2 separate regions of the Mus musculus genome follow, and region 1 is linked to region 2. A link is a contact called in ENCODE POLR2A ChIA-PET data. All regions are on one chromosome and are shown on one strand. Each heading gives the region's core, a stretch centred on a gene start or an enhancer-like site at or near the end of the contact. The rest is flanking DNA. Distances are from core to core; before and after follow the strand shown.

Evidence for each region. ChIA-PET counts read pairs that join two places held with the same protein, here RNA polymerase II (POLR2A).
Region 1: POLR2A ChIA-PET joins it to region 2 with 12 read pairs in Patski. The contact joins the enhancer-like site here to the promoter of Zc2hc1c in region 2. POLR2A ChIA-PET finds 5 or more read pairs at or near these places in 4 of 5 experiments (Patski and embryonic stem cell).

What each region holds. Positions count from the first base shown.
Region 1 is chr12:85,191,248-85,193,947 of GRCm38, forward strand. No RefSeq gene overlaps it. Among named protein-coding and RNA genes, the nearest start is that of Pgf, 15 kb to the left of the region's middle. Within about 2 kb of position 1,366, at least 2 of the 3 ENCODE cell types and tissues checked have a DNase peak (open chromatin) inside an H3K27ac peak, as active enhancers do.
Region 2 is chr12:85,287,205-85,289,904 of GRCm38, forward strand. It overlaps Zc2hc1c (zinc finger, C2HC-type containing 1C), which reads left to right and starts at 1,387. Exons shown (of 3, transcript NM_172414.4): 1 at 1,387-1,581; 2 at 2,348-2,700. The coding sequence starts at 2,367. It also overlaps a transcript of Acyp1 not described here.

The DNA.
Region 1 (2,700 bases), core at 116-2,615, 96 kb before region 2:
AGCAAAGTCCTCCTGTGGTCTCTCCTCACCTCACACACACAGATAGCACACACATACTGATATACACACTCACACATATATAACATACATACATACACACACACAAACTGATATACACACATACATATAACACACACAGATACACAAACTGATATGCACACTCACACATATATAACATACACACATACACACACACAAACTGATATACACACATACATATAACACACACAGATACACAAACTGATATGCACACTCACACATATATAACATACACACACACAAACTGATATATACACATACATATAACACACAGAGACACACACACACAAACTGATATACACACATACTGATATATACACTCACACATATAACACACACAGATACATACACACAAACTGATATACACACTCACATACATGTAACACACACACACATGCCTCACAGGCCTGTTGAATCAGAATCTGAACTTTACTAAGATTCTTGGGCAGTTCTTGTACACATTAACGTCGGCGTGTGTCACTATTTTGTTTTCATGGCTACATACTCAGGAAGGATGTGTTCTATGATGAAAATGTACCTGTCCAAGTCTTTCCCACAGCTGGGTATTCAGGTCTCGTCCGTCGTTCTCTCATTTCTTGTCAATGCTGTGTGCGGCCTGTGTCCCTTAAATTCTGTTTGTTTATTTTCTTTTCAGGACAGGGTCTCATGTAGCCCAGGCTGGCTTGAACCTCTGATCCTCCTGCTTCTGTATCCTGAGTGATGTAATTACAAGCACGTAGCACCACACTCAGTTTTATGCTTGAGCTCAGCATAAGCCTTGCACACACATTGTTAGGTATTCATCGTGCCAACAGAGCTCCCCTTTAAATTCTTAAAGTGGGCTTTTTGAGTAAAAAGTCTTAAAGTTTTGAAGGGGGTGGGGTGGATAGGGATATAGTTCAGGTGATAGAGTGTTTACCCAACACATGCAGAGGCCCTAAGACCCTTCTGTTCTAGTGCTGTTGTGGAAAAGGGGCTCAGTTTACCTTTCTGGAACTTTCCACACTGCCAGGCCCTGGTAATCTTGTATCTTTTAGCCAGCAGATGCACGAAAGCTTTACCTCAGAGCTGGTGCTGGCCCACCAACTCTCTAGTGCTGGGTCTTGACTCATCAGGCTGACATTTCTCTGTGTGATCACTAGCCATTCCATCGCGCCTGGCTACTCGTCCACTGCAAGCCCACCAAGAGAGCGAGAGATGCTGCCAGGGAAGAGAGCCACGCCCAGCCTTGGTACAGAGTCTGACAGATAGACGACATTAGTGTTGCCGTCTGGCTGAAGCACAGTGAGCGAGAGCCAAAACGCAGACTGAGCCTCGTGCAGAGTCCAGGCTCCAACACCAGTACCCAGCCAAGGCCACACCTCCCGGTTTGGCAAGGTCTGGGGGTCTGCCGCCACCCAGGCAGGGCACCCTGTGGTTCACCAGACCAGCAAGCAGGCCAGCCAGGTGTGCCGGGAGGGGGCGGGCGGAGCAGGCAGCCAGGACAATTCAGGGAAGTGGCCCTGTGCTTTTCAGAGGCCTGCCCCAAGAAGCTTTGTGAATCACCCACTAGCCACAGTTATGGGAGGGGGGGACGAGGCAAGAGGAAGTGAGGCGCTTACTCAGCCCTCTAACTGCACGTGGCTGTGTTTGCTCCCTGTCCCCTCCTCCCTGCCACACAGCTGGGGGAAGCAGCATCGGGAGGAAAACGGGAGGAAACGGGAGGGGGGTCACACCCTTCCCCCATCTCCTGCAAAGCTGCACCTGTGCCCCACCGACCCTGCCACCTGTTGCTCAGCTGAGTGAGCAGGGTGAGTCTGGTTCCCAGTTCCAGGCAACAAAGCCTGGAGAGGCTCATGGAGTGGGCAGGCCTGAAATCGACCGTATCCTACATCATGGGCCTTCCATTGTCTAACTTGATCACTCGAACTCTGTGTTCTCTCTCTGGCAAACAAGAAAATAATAGCTCAGAGAATGTGCCAACCTGGAGGTGACAACCTAAAGATGCGAGGGTCTCTGCTGGCAAGCCCTTTACACAGTAGATCAAAGCTGAGCAGGTGGTTCCTTCACTAAAGTGCTCGCCGTGAAGACTGGAAGGCCCGAGTTGGAGCCTCTAAACTCAAGTGAAAAATCAGGGCATGGCAGTGCCTACCTGCGATCTCAGCCCCAGAGAAGACAGGCCAATTCCTGGGGTTTGCTGGCCGGTCAGTCTCGCTGAACTGGTGAGCTCCGGATTCAATGGAAGAACTCATCTCAGAAAATAAGATGGGGTGGCTGAAGAGGTATGTCAGCAGTTAGGACTACTCATTGCTCTTCCAGAGGACCCGAGTTTAGTTCCTTGCACCCATGCTGGAAAGCATCCAACTACTTGGAACTCCAGCTCCAAGGGATCTGATGCCTTCTGGAGTCCTCGGGCATACACACGGTGCTTGGCATTCATTCCTGAAGCTATACCACATGCACATATGTTATGTGTCCCTCCACCTGTGCACATACACACACACAGACAATGGGGCACGAGCGAGATTAGTAGGTACAATAGCAGCTCATTACTAGATGAGAAGAGGCATAGATCGGCGAAGGAAAGCACTTGCTCTAAGTCAGACAGACTCAACCTCAGTATTTGATGCCAGTGCTCACATTCTTAACGGCTCCTATCTCACCGGGTGACCCTTTCAAAGC
Region 2 (2,700 bases), core at 137-2,636:
TCTCTCTTCCTCTCTCTCTCTCTCTCTCTTCCTCTCTCTTTCTTGTGTGCGTGTGCGTGGGGGCGGGGGGGGGGGGGAGGGAGGAAAGGCCTATATGCCTATACCCAGCCTGGGAGAATCTGAGACAAGAGGATTAAGTAGGCAGGAGGACTAACTAGTGCTAACCATAGACTAAATAGGGAGCCTGTCTCAAAACAAACAGCAAACAAAACAAAACAGAAGAGACTCCAGTGGGATCCTAACACAGAGAGAGACAGACCCAGGGATGGGAAGGGGAACTTTTCTTGCACAAGGAAGTTATGTATACTTGAACACTAGAGATTCAGGGGGAGAGTATGGAAACGAGTTAGAAAAGATGTATGGGAAAACCCATAGAAGCTGACTGAGGCAGGGTCCTAGTCCGTGGGAAACCTCTGCAATGTGGAGAAGGCCGAAGAGCCAACTGGGAATGAAAAGAATGACTGACAATCTGCCCTAGAGAGTCCACCAAGGAATTTTTTTTTGTAGCGCATAAAAGCTGACATCTGATCTGTTGTATTAACGAGACTGCTGTCTACTTTATTTCCCACGTGCTCGAATCTTCTGTGTAGTTACAAGAAAAACGGAGCTATCTGTTCCAAAACAGCTTATCCAAATGAACTGAAGCACGAAGAAGACAAATAAACTCTCTTCTGTTGTCAAAAAGTTACAGAGGACCATTTAATGTTGAAATCAAGTTATGTTCATTACTGTTGATCTGGTTGTTAACTTTATTATTGTTACTTTTGGCTGAGTCATTCCTGGGCCCTAAGTAGTAACGGTCACGTGAGAGTGAAACGTTATAATAGCAAAATGATTAGATTGGCCATAGAAACTACCCTGGGACTATAACACGTAGTGAAATAATAGTAAAGCTAATATAATAGCAAGCGCCAAAGCATTGCGAGGGAAGACAGCCCGGAGCATGTAGCCTGGAGCTCTTACATAGCCCTACCTGGGGCCTGAGCGCAGTAGCCGAGCGCACTCAGAAGGGTGATCAGCAGTCCCACTCCCGCTAGCTGGACAGACTCCCGAATCCTGGGGCGGGATGATTCCGCAGCCCATCTAGGGGCTCCACCCTTCTCCAGACAAGGGCACACCCTAAGGTCTGGGAGCTTCATTCTCGGAGAAATCCAAGTTCTTCTTTGATGTAGCCCCAGAAAAACCTCTCCAACCCCTCCCCAAGGGAAACGCTGATCTGAGCTGCGGAGTTGGCTGCACCTCGACAAGTGACCCGACTGCACCCGTACTCCACCTCCCTTCCCTCCTCCCCTCCCCACCTCCCTCCCCACCTCCCTCCCCACCTCCCCGCACTCCCTCCACCACCTCCCTCCGTCCCTCCAACCCAATCTGCCCCGGCGGCTTTCGGATTGCTTGTGGACTGCGCCTGCGCACATCTGGAGCTAAAAGTTCTCAACCAGAGGCGGTGCTCTGGTCTCCAGGCAACGGGATAACAGAGGTGGACAGAGAGCGCCTGCGTGGACGGCGGTTGGGTTTAGTCAGGTGTGGAAAACTAGGTCTTGGGGATTTTCCCTGAGCTGGAGCGGCCCCCGAGCGCCTCAGGTACGCCGAAAGGGGAGATACTGAGACCTCCCGAGGGGTTGGAGAGTGAGAGTTTATCCCTAGAGGCCGGGTCCCAGTAAGGACTCCCGTTTGACCCTCTGGGACAGAACATGACTCTGGAGTTCCGGATCCAAAGCGGGCTGGGGCGCTCAGGTGTCTGTCACCCCCTCTCCCAACACACTCTCTTTACAAGCCTGGTGCGGTTTGAGCCATAGAGCATCTTTGCATGAGGGCTTGACAGCCGGGCACCTGCTTCAGGCCCGGGTGGCTCGTGCTCTTTGTAGTTTGTAGCAAGGGGAAAGTCCAGGGAGTGCTTTGGGCCAGGCCCTGTCGCCAGGCCACTGTTCTCACCCCGTAAAACCGTGGGACTGGACTCAGAGCGGCCTCTGCAATTTACAAGAACCCGGGGCTGGTAAGAGCAGGTTGCCTGTTTTGTGTCACGGACGACCTTCTATCTAAAGCTTTTCCCACCCATTCCATAAATGGTGTAGAGCAGGTCATCTACAGGCCTGGAGGAAAGTCAGTGGCAGAACACCTGTGTCACGTCCATTCTTTGGTCCTCGGGGCTTAGCAATGTCTGGCCTGGCACATAACCATCACTCCCTAAATGCTTATTGAAAGAATGTCCTGGCAGAGCCAACACCACAGTCCCGAGAAACGTTTAAAGGGAATGTGGGTAGGGCAAATGGACAAACAGTTTACTCTAGCAGCCGGGAGTGAACCTCAGACAAATTCTTCACATGTATCTGCTTTAAATCTCCCCTAGGCTTCGGTCCAGGCACTGAATGGCTGGTCTCCAGTTGGCTCCACATCTGCCTGTGGGCGTTATGTTCCCACATAATAAAACAGAAGCTCCTGGACTCCACTCAGCTAAGCACGACCCTTACGAACAAAGTGACTCTTCCCAGCGGCCCTCGATGGGACATTTGAGGAATAGTTTCCAGTCGAAGCTTTGGAGCAACACAGAAATGGAGCAGGAGGACGAGGTCTCCACCCGCCCCAAAAGGAACGTCTGCACAAAAGCCCGGAGGCACTCCTGTCCCCACAGTGCAGGAATCAGGCAGCAAGGCTCAGGGAACAATGCCCAGGGCCAAGGAAAGGGTCTGTTTTACTTGTCTA